Regions from separate parts of the Homo sapiens genome. Here all the other regions are linked to region 1. Evidence: chromatin contacts called from ENCODE Hi-C or POLR2A ChIA-PET data. All regions are on one chromosome and are shown on one strand. The core of a region is the stretch at or near the end of the contact, and the rest is flanking DNA. Distances in the headings are between cores, read along the strand shown.

Region 1 (3,969 bases), core at 280-2,779:
CTATAGATTCAATGTATTCCCTATCAGAATTCCAAAATCATTTTTCATTGCAATAGAAAAAACAAATTCTAAATTTCATATGGAACCACAAAAACCCCTGAATATCCAAAGCTATCATGAGTAAAAAGAACAAACAGCATGGTCCTAGCATACAAATAGACTCATCGACCAATGGAACAGAATAGAGAGCTCAGAAATGAACCACACATGTAGACTCAACTGATTTTTGACAAAGATGCCAAGAATACACAAGGAGAAAAAGAGACTCTTCAATAAGTGGTGTTGGGACAACTATTTATATGCAGAAGAACAAAACCGGATGCTTATCTCACACCATATTCAGAAATCAACTCAAAATGGACTAAAGAGTTAAACTTATCTGAAACTGAAAAATTACTAGAAGAAAAGATGGGGGAAAAAACTACATGACACTGATCTGGGCAATAATTTTTTAGATTTGACCCAGAAAGTGTAGGCAACAAAGGCAAAATTAGACAAATGGGGTTACATAAAAATAAAAAGCTTCTGCAGAACAATGTAAACAACAGAGAGCAGAGGCAACCTATGAATTGGGAGAAAATATTGTAAGCCATACAGCTGATCAGGGATTCATATCTGAAATAGATAAGATATTTATAAGAAAATCCAATAACTCTACAGAAAGAAAACCAATAATTCAATTTAAAAATGGGTGACCTGGCCAGGCGCAGTGGCTCATGCCTGTAATCCCAGCACTTTAGGAGGCCAAGGTGGGCAGATCACAAGGTCAAGAGATTGAGACTATTCTGGTTAACACAGTGAAACCCCGTCTCTACTAAAAAATACAAAAAATTAGCCAGGCGTGGTGGTGGGCGCCTGTAGTCCCAGCTACTTGGGAGGGTGAGGCAGGAGAATGGCATGAACCCAGGAGGCGGAGCTTGCAGTGAGCCAAGATCATGCCACTGCACTCCAGCCTGGGCGACAGAGCGAGACTCCGTCTCAAAAAAAAAAGGGTGACCTGATAGACATTCCTCTTAAGAAGACATATAAATGTTCACATTATTCTTTAAGACTGAGATGTTCTTTCTTCCATCTTTGAATGTCCAAATTCTGCCCATCCTTTGAGATTTAACTTTCATGTCACCTGCTCTGTAATGCTTTTCTCAACCTACTTATTAAATCCTCTCCTTCTCCTTTGAATTCACAGAGTATTTCTTCCAATTCCTGCTTAGAGCACTTGTTATTTCAGTCTCTGCTCTTTGGGTACAAAGCCAGCCTCCACTGTTTAAATGTAAGCTCCCCAAACCAGAGACCCATTCTCCGTTCACCTTGGCATTGCCTACAGCATGTACCCTGGTACCCTGGGCCTTTCTATATACACAGCAGGGACTCAACAAATTCTCATTGAGGAGGAGATAAGGGTCTGGAGCCTCCAGGCTACAGCTTTGGCTTTCATTTCACCTTTTAAAATGCCAATGGCATCATCTGTGATGAGTGGGTTCTGTTGGTATCTCAAAGAGTTAAAGGAGGTGGTGAGTCATCAGGGCTCTCAGAACACTGACTGGTTCCAGGTGACTATTTAGAATAGGCAGTCAGAAAACTAAAACAGAAAGAAATTTTTAAAAAACTCCAACCTTAAAATGCCTCCTATTTTAAAGTGAACAATACAACTCTTTCCAAACTACGGAGCGGAACAATCTCTCTCATTATTTCAATGAAACCAAAACAGACATTTAAACTCCAAAACAACAACAAAAAGCCCCAAAGCCCCTAACCTTCCTTGGCCATGTCAGGCTGCTTGCGCAATGACTCTGCAGGGCTCTCTAGGGAACCATGAATTCGGTTTCATTTTCTAATCTGAAGGGAGTTATTTTCAGCATAAATTGGTAAAGTGGAGGTGAATGGGAAATGAGAGAGGGTTGTCAAAGGGGAGACAGTTTCACAGCAGTTTCAGAGATGGTCAGATTTACTTACTTTCTGCATTAGAAGCAGCCCTAGGGACAGTTAATAGAAACTGTTAACACTGACATAAGGCAGAAATTCTTTCAAAACAACATACTTATTAATTTTTTTGTATTTGGTTTAGTTTATACAAGCCTCTTGTATATAAAATAATGGAATAATAAAAGCCTGATCAGCTCCTAGAATCTTAAATATTGTAATGAACTATCCCATTACCTGTTGCTTTGCCGCCTTGATTCATCCACAACAATTTTCATCCTATTTGTAGTTTTGCCAAAAAAAAACACATCAATCCCCAATCAATCCCTCCCCCAAATGGTGAGATCATTATCATTCCATTTGTGAGCCTACCTCTGCTTAAAGTTATTGGTAGAACTATATCCAATAACAGTGAAAACAACTCAAAAACCCTTTCAGATAGAAGTCTCTTCTTCAAAACTTTAACCTCATTTGTATTTGGACCTTACAAAAAATTTCCATTCTTTTTTCAATGATTTTCTATTCAAGTAAACTTTATTCATTCTCCAAACAAAACTCTAGTCTGTCTCAATAGCAATATCAAGGGAGGAAAAGAGTTACTGAAACTCTTGACTATAATTATAAGGAAGGAGAGTGATTATAAGATGCTGTGGGGAAGAAGAATTATGAGAAGGGAGATGGTGTGGGCAAGAAGACATAGAAATAGAAAAGGCCTGGCACACAACAAGGGGCTGGGCAGTGATATCTGAGGCCATTTCTGCATGGGTACAATAGTGTGTGCCTTTGGAAAAGGCCAGTAAACAGAGCTCCTCCTCTATCATAAGCCATGAGGTTCTAACATGAGTACCGATTTTATTTCAGCAGAGATGCCAATCCCATGCTCTCTATAGCCAACAATGTCAATTGGGGAAATTGTGGGGCCAGGGAAGGCACTCACGGTTCTTGTCTCCATGAAAAGCCTCACCAGCCACCCAGACACCAGGGGGCCAATCCTCACCCTTACCCCCAGCATCCAATCTGCCCCAGATCCCTGTCCACTCGACCTCATAAATGCTTCTGATGCCCCTGCCTCTCTCTCATCATCCCTGTCCTTTGGCCTGGACTTCTGCTATGGCCTCCTAACTTGTCATGCAGTCTTAGTGTCCTCTGTCAATCCCTTCTTCCCATGTCAATCAACCTGTCGTCCCAGCCTTTCACTCCCCAGATCCTAACCACACCTGGCTTTTGTACTTCCTAAAATGCTCCTTCCACCACAAAGGCCTGGAAAGCTATTCATGCCATTGATTCTCTCTGCTTGTAATATTCCTTCTAGCCACATTTCTACCTTCACCCCCGCTTTTGGGATTTTCCTGGTCTTAACCGGAGGTTGGCTTCCTGGTATGTGCTTTCTCAGTAATACAGACGTGTACTTCTGTAATCGATTGTTCAGTGGCTGTCTTCCCTGTCAATCTGTACATACTCTGAGGTCAGAGGCTGTATTTGTCCATGTATATTTTATTCTGTAATATGGAATAAAACAAGAACTTATAGGATAAAGATTAAATGAGTTAATCCAGGCAGAGAACTAGAATAGTACCTGATGTATATAAGGACTGTGTAAGCTGTGGCCATAGTAATACTAATTAGCACTATGCCTAGAACAAAGGATGTGCTCTATAAATTATTTGTTGAATGAAAGAGGAATGAATAAATGAATGAATAAATTAATGAATTCAGCAATCCAGATGGCCCCCTTTTCCCAACCAGCAAAGATGTATAGAAAACTATCACAGGGAGGAATTATTGATCTTCATTGTCTACTGCCATCACAATAAGTGGTAAAAACAGCAAGTTTGGTTTCCTGGGATTTTGAGTTCATTCTACCATGTTGCTGAAAAAATATTCAAAGCAAGGAGAAATGGAATTAAGAGATAAAGAATTGTAATGTCACAAAATGTATTTCCATGCTTCTCAATCTTGTCTTAACTAAAATATATGCTTCTTAATGAGCACCATACTGCTTAATTATTTCCAGGCTGAATCCTTCAGAAAACCATGCATGTCAGGTAG
Region 2 (4,427 bases), core at 427-2,926, 610 kb after region 1:
CTGAGGACATAATCCTAAGGAAAATGAATTAGGACAGAGGGAAGGCCAGTATAAGTCTGCATTATGGAGTTGGCCACCACTACTAGCAACTCTAGAGTCACCCAAGAAGCTATAGCCTTAGGAAACATCTCAGAGAGACTGGAAAGATAGAGGGATGCATTATCCATTGGTTCCCAGCTCCTATCCATCAAGGTTTGTCCCTAGGTGCTAACACCCCCCCATACTTCCAGGGGGAAATGAAAGCCCAGTGGATTCCCAAGAACATTCCATGTCTCCAAATTGGAGGAAAATCCTGGGACAGGAACTGGGAGGTAGCTGGTATAAAACTGAGTTGAAGTGCTGTTGGGTTACACCAGCAGCTGCAAATGGGAAGAGGTAGTGAGGAAGAGGGGATTTGAAGTGGCACATAAGAGGTACAAGCATACCAGATGGCATGAGAAAGGAATGTAATAATGTAAGACATGCGGCTGGGTGCGGTGGCTCACGCCTGTAATCCCAGCACTTTGGGAGGCTGAGGCAGGAGAATGGCATGAACCCGAGATGCAGAGCTTGGAGTGAGCCGAGATCGCGCCACTGCACTCCAGCCTGGGCAACAGAGCAAGACTCCGTCTCAAAAAAAAAAAAAAAAAAAAAGACAGACATGCAAGTCAAATCACCCAGGTACCAGAATAAAGAGACATTTTCTAGTCACAGGCTTCAACTGGATTTTACTTAATTTTTTAAAGAAACATGACTAATAGTGACAGAAAGGCTGGAAATAACAGGATTAGCCAAAACATACCTGGTAAGTACTAAGAGGGGTTAAAAAAAATTGAGCAAAGTGAAATAAGACCAAAAGCGCTGTGGCAAAGAATGGTATCATTTTTAGAAGTGTATCTTAGTGGATTATAGACTATGTTTAGGGTATAAAGTGAGAATTCCTAGAAACTTAGACTCAAAATAAAAGCTCTAAGAGGCTTGAAAAGAATGATTCACTAGTCTCAATGTAGTGGATACACAAATTCACACCTTACAAAGATGCATTCTTGTCTCCACACTATTGATATGGCTTTTGATTATGAGCCTCTGTCCATCTTTTTGCAAGTGTGGCCATTGAAATAAAGTTGGATGGGATTTTTCTTTTCAAGTTTTTGATCTTTGCTTCTGCCAGCACAAGACCTAAAATCATTTCATTCTGAATCTCATTAGCCAATGCTGATTTTGCCCTTAGATATCAGCCTTGCTTAGGACTGAAATTTCTTCACCTAGAACACCCTCCGCCCCACCAGCACCTGACCAGCTTTGGTGAGGCTATCCCTGCTTACAGCATGGCTCTGCCAGGATTGATACAGCATGGATATTCTTTTGGGTTTCAAGTCACCTTGACATCGCCTGACTTCTTAGTAACAGAATGGAAGCCCCTACTACTTCCAAAGCCGACCAAACACTGGACTAAAAACATTCACACGATAGTCATTGCCTCTGATTCCCCATTTGAGTGGTCTTACAGGGAATTTGACAGTTCCCCATAGGAGTGAGGAGAGGCCATTTCAGTTCCCCATAGGAGTGAGGAGAGAGGCCATTTCTCCTACTGTCCCCTGTCTCCAAAGAAGAGGAAGTAAAAACTGAAAAATAACAAGAGTGATCGGTGCCACTGGCCAGGCCTGTAGGTTAAAGATTAACCCCCACCCTAACCTGCTTGTGCTATCTATAGATCAGACAACAGTATGGAGAAATACTTGCCTTGCTCACCACCCCCACACCTAGTCACATACCTCATACTTGCTCAATCTATCACAACCCTGTCATGTGGACCCCTTAGAGTTGTAAGCCCTTAAAAGGGCCAGGAACTATTTCTTCGGGGAGGTTGGTTCTTGAGACGCAAGTCTGCCGAAGCTCCCAGCTGAATAAAGCCTCCTCTTTAATCTGGTGTCTGAGGGGTTTTTGTCTGCGACTCGTCCTGCTACAGGAGCAGGGGAATGAACGTTATCCTAGTAGTAGTGAGAACTCTCCATAGGGTTTACAGGCTCCCGAGGCCAGGTTCTCCCTGCACAATGGGGATTACATTAGGATATGCAGACAGTAAAGCACAGAATTCAGGGAGAGAACCTTGGAATACTTCTAGATCAACTCCAAATAATTTTCTGGAAGATTAGAAGATGACTTCTGCTTTAAGTTCATCCTACCCATGCCCCCTCCGAATGCGACCTATTTCCATAGTAGCTGGAATTTAAGACGGAAACAACTAGTTCAGGATGTATGAATTGAACATATTCATTCTCTTTTGGGTATAAAGGTGTAAGAAACAGCTTAGGTGATAGTTAAGACTAATGCTTTTGGGTCTGTTTAAAGTGATAAGAGCTTGTTACCACTCATCTAAGATGAAAGTGAAACGAGTATGAAAATCCATTACTCCAACCCATATAATGCCAAGCATAATTCTGCCAGAGTAGACCATCCCTTGAGTGTAGTACATTCCAGCTTTTGGCCAATACAAACCAGCCTTGATTACCGTAGCTCCCAAAATTGGAGTTCTACTTAGAATCTAGTTTGACAGTAACTACGACGTTTTGAAGTGCTCATGTGGGCAAAAACAATAGTGAGCTGGCTTTATATGTTTGCAACCAGGGTCAAACACCCATCCCTGAAAGCTAGATGACATACCTTAATGATCATTTCCCATTCTTTGGAAGACTCATGGCTGGCCTCAACTGTAAGTACAAGCCTCTCAATTTACCTTATCTCATATGCCTACACAGGCTCAAACTGACTGCATGTTGTAGTGTTCTCAGTGATAGGAATGGCCTGGAGTATTCAGACAAGGAAAGGTTTGTGACTACTACCTACTTTGAAGGCTGCAGCAAAAGCTGTCAGTGCCAGCCCATATCCTGTCATATCCCATTGCCATTTTGTTGTCTTTGTCGGGAGAGTTGCTTATATGCAGAGCTTGAGCCCAAAATGCCTGGGAAACTTACATTTCCGTGTGACATTCCCATTTAATGGCATAACTGAGATTCCCATTCATATCACCTCAATCTCATCCCTAAATCCGGCTAAGACAAGCCCACTATAAGCCTGCTGACCCATGGAACTTTAGACCTGTTGCAATAGGTTCAGTTACAGTTACTCCTTTATGCTTTTTGCCTTTTTTAAACCCTTATTTCTGTCACCAAGTTATTTCTGGCCTTTCCAGAGATTTTCCCTAAGCTTATGGGCTTTTATTTTGTTCTGTTGACTTTTTACTTTTTAGTTCCACTTACTAAGCAACTACTTGTCTTGCCTTAGGTCTGTGAAGCTCAGCCCAGATCATGGCTACCTGTAGAGGCATCTGGACACTATCCCACCCACCAACATGTGAGCAACTTGTTAAACTCCCCCCAGTCCACTGGAAACCAAACACCAGCCCAGGTATGAGTCAGTATCTGGAGAAGCTCAACAAGACCCCGATATCAGGAGTCAGTCCAAAGCATCTACTGTTTAGTGACAGATGCCAAGGGAGAATCTTAGCTGACAGTGCCAACATTTGTTCATTTGTACCATGAGTTTGAATGCCAATTGCTCATCTGTACAGCTACAGTCAGACAGTCAAGCAAGTGATATTCTGCTTTCACAAGAAATGCCTTATCTATAGCTGCTGTTTATGTAAAGTTGTCCCAGTTTGAGACTCTTAGTGAAAGTACCCTGTTCCCAGGATGACTGGGACACTTGGTCACCTGTTTTTATGGCAAGCTCATGAAGTGACTTCCTTTACCCCTCACCCTTCAATTCAGGCTTAAAGATCCAAGACTAGAAACCAAAGTATATTCTAGAAACAGATTAAAGCATAGGTTTTTAAATACACATAACTACTTTTAAATGAGATTTTGCCAAGGAGATATAGGCAACACCCAAATCTTTCCCCAGGCACCCTTATCCATGGGATTTCTGGGCTTGACTGTTATAATGCAAATGTATTCTTAATTCCCTCAGGGCCTACTGCACACAAAATAACCCTCAAGAGCCAAGTATAAACCTAGACAAACTGATCAGAGCATTGTTTTGAGAAGCCCAAGGTAAAAAGTTGCTCAGGATTCTGGTCCAGGGATTCATGGCCTTAGATGCCATGTAAGATGAATAGTAGCCACAATTTAGAAACAGAGCCTGCATACCAACATGTAGGTGTGCCATAGGTGAGGGTTACACGAAAAAGGCAGTATAGTGAAAGTGTGGTTAAGACGCAAAGGGAGCAGATGCTAGAACTGACAAGGAGCCCCAGTGGTGGATGGACAACTACTTGGTATCTTGGCAACAGAATCCATCTGAATATCCAACAGCAAGCCAAGGTTTTCTTAAGTCTCAGACCTGAGAATAAATCATGCCCCGCATTATCAGGACCATTAGTTAGTGCTATTCAGTTTAGATAGCACTGTCAGCCAGCCTAGATTAGGTTACAAAAATTTTTCCAAAGG
Region 3 (4,573 bases), core at 1,101-3,600, 760 kb before region 1:
ACTCCCCCCAAATTTGCCAATTGGCAGGAACCATAACTCTTTACATAGAATTTAGCAATGTAGTCTCATTATTCTTTTAAGGTCCTAAAGATTACTAGCCATTTACTGACTGAATTAGAAATGGGAACTTGGTTTTCTGAATTCTAGTTCAATGTTTCTATTACATCTGAAATGTTTTCAGGAAACTTTCAGTGTATACTTTTTAGGAATAATTTTTGGATGAGTTGGAGGAAACAATGAGAATTGTTACTCAGAATCTTATCTGAGAACTGTTATTCAGAGCCAACTCATTTAAAAAAATTTTTTTATTATACTTTAAGTTCTGGGATACATGTGCAGAATGTGCAGGTTTGTTACATAGGTATACACGTGCCATGGTGGTTTGCTGCACCTGCCAACCCGTCATCTACATTAGGTATTTCTTCTAATGCTATCCCTCCCCTAGCCTCCCAAGCCAGCTCATTTTTGTTGAATGAGTGAAAAATAATCAGAGACCTCAAAGAGAGCAATGATAATTGTTTTGGAGATTGTGATAGAGGAAAGAATGAGGCCAATTATTCTCAGATCTGAATATTTATAGGAATCACTATAGGAGAGCTAGTTAAAAATATAGATTTCTAAGTCCCACTTGCAGAAATTCTGATTTAGTGGCTGCAGTGGGCAGAATAACGGCCCCCAAAGATGTCTGTGTGCTTATCCTCAGAACCTATCCATAGGTTATGTTACATATGGCAAGGGGTGATTAAGGTTGCAGATGGAATTAAAGTGCTGATCAGCTGATATGGGGATTACCCAAGTGGGCCCAATGTTTAAGGGTTCTTATGTGGGCAAGAGGAGGCAGAAGAGTCAGAATCTGAGAAATGGTGTTATGATAAAGATTTGACTGGGTATTGATGGTTTCAAAAAAGTTTAACATTAACAAAAAAGATTTGGTGTTTAGGAAATGTTAGCTTGACATAATAGTTAATTCCTACTCTACCCAGCAATCTTATTCTCTTTTTTATTTCTATTATGTTCACAAACCAGACCAGTATATCTGTAGTCAAATATTAGGATTTCAGCAATGTACTCATCAAAGACTTTATGACCCTCTTTTGGAAAAATGATTGTCAGATGATAGCTTCGTATGACAGAAACTTCATATTTTATATACCTGCGCATAAAGAATGCTGATTCTAAGATGGATGCGAACTGAATAGAGATGTCTTGATAGATAATTTCTGGACCTCTTGGGAGTTCTAATTGTCATGAAAATGTAAAAACAAATAGTATATGGTATGCTTTGATGTAGGATAAGAGTTAAAGGAAAACAATGAGGATGAATAAAAGTGAGGTTGAAATGAGGATGAAAATATGGTATAAATAAAAAAAAACTATACAGATTTTCACAGTTTGATCAGTTCTGTGTGAGGGTAGAGTTTTTGAATTTTCGATTCCTGAACAAATGTCTCACTTTCTTTTCCCTATTTCTTTTACTTTTCTCATAGGACTGCATTTTTCTATTCAAGGAATATCAGGCATCTTTTCATAAAACAAGGAAACTGATTTCAGAATCCTCAGGGGAAAAATCTTTTGAGGTTTCAGAAATGTATATATTTGGAAAATTTGAAGCTTTTTGCAAAAGACTGGAGAAGGTAAGCATTATGCAGTCATCGTACCCCACTCCACACCACACCTTTTTGGTGATTTTGTACTTTATGTAGTGCCATTGAGAATTATTGTTCCTGATCTCTTGTCCACTATTGTTATGACTTGTCTAATATTACTTATAGGTCACTGCATTTTATTATAACTTATTTTTTCATTCCTGGTTACTGCCTTCTGCCAGTAACACAAACGCTATGGTCAACTTTCACATCTCTCAAGACCTCAGTTTACCTCTACCTATGAAACTTCAACTTAAAAGGCTCTGCTTTTAACTGTTATATTAGGCTGAGAAAAAGTATGAGATGAAATACCTGCAATGCCTGATAGAAGTCAGTAGTTGTGGAATCTCCGGATGTATAAGCATGTCCTCTTTCTGAGCCAGTGTATATGGTGTATACAAAAACATTGTGCGGGTGATATCTTTTCTGGACAGACATAGGTTTGATTAATTTATTAGGACTGGTTGGGAAGGAGTGACATTTTTTTGGGGGATATAGGCCAGCCCATATCAGAGACTTCTTGGAGTCATCCTTTGAAAAGTCTGTAAAGATCTCATTTAGGTATTCTTCCCCCAACTTCGCTAATTCCCTGGATCCTGCTAGTATTTAGAATCTTGTTCATCATTTGTTGGAAAGTAATGCGGAACATTACATAGGTTGAAGACCTAGACATGTTTGGAAGCCTATTTTTATTAGTAACTTCCTGATCAAGCCAGGACAGGAAAGTATGAGTAATGAACAGAACCAAGTTGCTGAGTGGGATCCTTCATACATACTTCTTTGAAGCTGTTTTTTAAATTTGTTTCTTTAACAGCTTTATTGAGACATAATTAATATACTATTTACCCACTTACAACTGTACAAGTCAATGTTTTCTAGTGTATTAACAGGGTTGTGCAATCATTACCACAATCTAATTTTAGAACATTTTCACTCCCACTAAAAGAAACCTTATGTCCATTATCAGTCACACCCCATTCTCTCCTCTCCCCAGTTTTAAGCAACCACTAATCTACTTTCTGTCTCTATAGATGTACCTCTTCTGGACACTTTATATAAATGAAATCATACAATATGTGGTCTTTTGTGGCTACTTTCACTTAGCATAATGTTTTCAAAGCTCATCTATATTATACCATTTTTCAGAACTTCATTCCATTCATCATTGAAGAATATTCCATTGTACGGATAATATCAGTTTATTTTTCTACTCATCAGTTGATGAACATTGGGATTATTTCCTCTTTTTGGCTATTATGAATAATGTTGCTATGAACATTTGTGTACAAGAGTTTGTGTGGGCATATGTTGTCATTTCTCTTGGGTATATGTGCAGAAGTAGAATTGCTAGGTCATATGGCAAATCCATGTTTAACTTTTTGTTGATAACCCCAACTATTTGCCAAAGTAGCTGCATCATTTTGCATTCTAACAGCAAAGTATGAGGTTTATGATTTCTTTTTTTTTTTTTTTTTGAGACGGAGTTTTGCTCTTTCGCCCAGGCCAGAGTGCAGTGGCGTGATCTCGGCTCACTGCAAGCTCCACCTCCCGGGTTCACGACATTCTCCTGCCTCAGCCTCCCGAGTAGCTGGGACTACAGGTGCCCGCCACTACGCCCGGCTAATTTTTTGTATTTTTAGTAGAGACAGGGTTTCACCGTGTTAACCAGGATGGTCTCGATCCTCTGACCTTGTGATCCACCCACCTCGACCTCCCAAAGTGCTGGGATTACAGGCATGAGCCACCACGCCCAGCTGAGGTTTATGATTTCTTCATATCCTTGCCAACATTTGTTATTATCTGTCCTTTTGAATTTAGCCATTCTACTGGGTATGAAGTGGTATCTCATTGAAGTTTTGATTTGCATTTCCCTGAGGGCTAATGATGTGGAGCATATTTTGATGTACTTTTGCCCATTTGTATATCTTCTTTTAAAAAACATCTATTCAGATTCTTTGCATATATTTAACTGAGTTATTTGTCTTTTTATTGTTGAGTTGTAGGAGTTCTTTATATATGCTGGGTATAACTTCCTTATCAGATATATGATTTACACGTATTTTCTCTTATTTTTGGGTTATCTTTTCACTTTCTTGATGGTGTCCTTTGAAGTACGATAGTTTTTAATTTTAATGAAGTTCAATTTATCATGTTTTTCTTTTGTTTTCTTTGTGTTTTTAATGTCATATCTAAGGAAGTGTTGTGTGGGGCTGTTTTATGCACAATAGATTTTTTTAAACATTTTTATTTATTAAATTAAAAAAATTGAGATGGGGTCCTGTTTGTGTTACTCAGGCTGGAGTGCAGTGGCATGATCATAGCTCACTTCAGCCTTGAACTCCTCAGCCTTCTGAGTAGCTGGGACTACAAGCATATACCACCATGCCTAGCTAATTAAACTTTTTTTTTTTTTTTTTTTTTTTTTTTGTAGAGATGGGGTCTTGCTATGTTGATGAGCTGGTCTTGAACTCCTGGCCTCAAGCAGTCCTCCTTCCTCAGCCTCCCAAAGTGCTGGAATTATAGGCATGAGCCACTGTGCTCAGCCAATAGGGATTTTTTTGGGGGCAAATGTTCAGTTAGGCTACTAGCACAAGTCAAATTAATAAATAGGTCTCATTGGTCAGGACAAAGATGCTTAATGTTCTGACTCCACTAGAGCAAAAACCTGGAGGTGGGTCTCAGTTACCCCTACCCCTATTTTCCTGGAGCCAGAACCCTTGCCCACCTGGGTGTCGCTTTGAAATTTGTAGTTTCAGGACTAAACCTTATTAGTGGTAAAGATCTTTGGGGGTGGGTCTAATGCTGAGTAGAATGGTCATCCATCTGTGAAATAGCAGCCCAGGAATTCCTCTGATGCTAGAGGAAGTGGTCTGTAATGACCAGCTGCATCAGCTGCACCCACTCTGGTCTCTGGAGAAGCCCTGCCT

What was found. Hi-C counts contacts between places; a loop is a spot of excess contacts on that map. ChIA-PET counts read pairs that join two places held with the same protein, here RNA polymerase II (POLR2A). Pooled maps may share reads with other maps.
Region 2: a loop to region 1 is called in a pooled map, with 4 times the contacts of the local background. The contact joins two enhancer-like sites. A Hi-C loop is called at or near these places in 2 of 37 single-sample maps with no recorded cell type and 4 of 50 pooled maps.
Region 3: a map with no recorded cell type shows a loop between it and region 1 (5-fold over the local background). The contact joins two enhancer-like sites. A Hi-C loop is called at or near these places in 1 of 37 single-sample maps with no recorded cell type and 2 of 50 pooled maps. POLR2A ChIA-PET finds 5 or more read pairs at or near these places in 1 of 52 experiments (common myeloid progenitor, CD34-positive).

What each region holds. Positions count from the first base shown.
Region 1 is chr6:39,528,807-39,532,775 of GRCh38, forward strand. All of the region lies in intron 13 of KIF6 (kinesin family member 6), which reads right to left. Among named protein-coding and RNA genes, the nearest start is that of KIF6, 190 kb to the right of the region's middle. RefSeq lists enhancers at 1,571-1,710, 1,821-1,880, 1,901-1,980. Within about 2 kb of position 1,530, at least 3 of the 41 ENCODE cell types and tissues checked have a DNase peak (open chromatin) inside an H3K27ac peak, as active enhancers do.
Region 2 is chr6:40,136,880-40,141,306 of GRCh38, forward strand. No RefSeq gene overlaps it. Among named protein-coding and RNA genes, the nearest start is that of MOCS1, 200 kb to the left of the region's middle. Within about 2 kb of position 1,677, at least 2 of the 41 ENCODE cell types and tissues checked have a DNase peak (open chromatin) inside an H3K27ac peak, as active enhancers do.
Region 3 is chr6:38,768,926-38,773,498 of GRCh38, forward strand. It overlaps DNAH8 (dynein axonemal heavy chain 8), which reads left to right. Exons shown (of 93, transcript NM_001206927.2): 12 at 1,488-1,634. Among named protein-coding and RNA genes, the nearest start is that of DNAH8, 56 kb to the left of the region's middle. Within about 2 kb of position 2,351, at least 2 of the 41 ENCODE cell types and tissues checked have a DNase peak (open chromatin) inside an H3K27ac peak, as active enhancers do.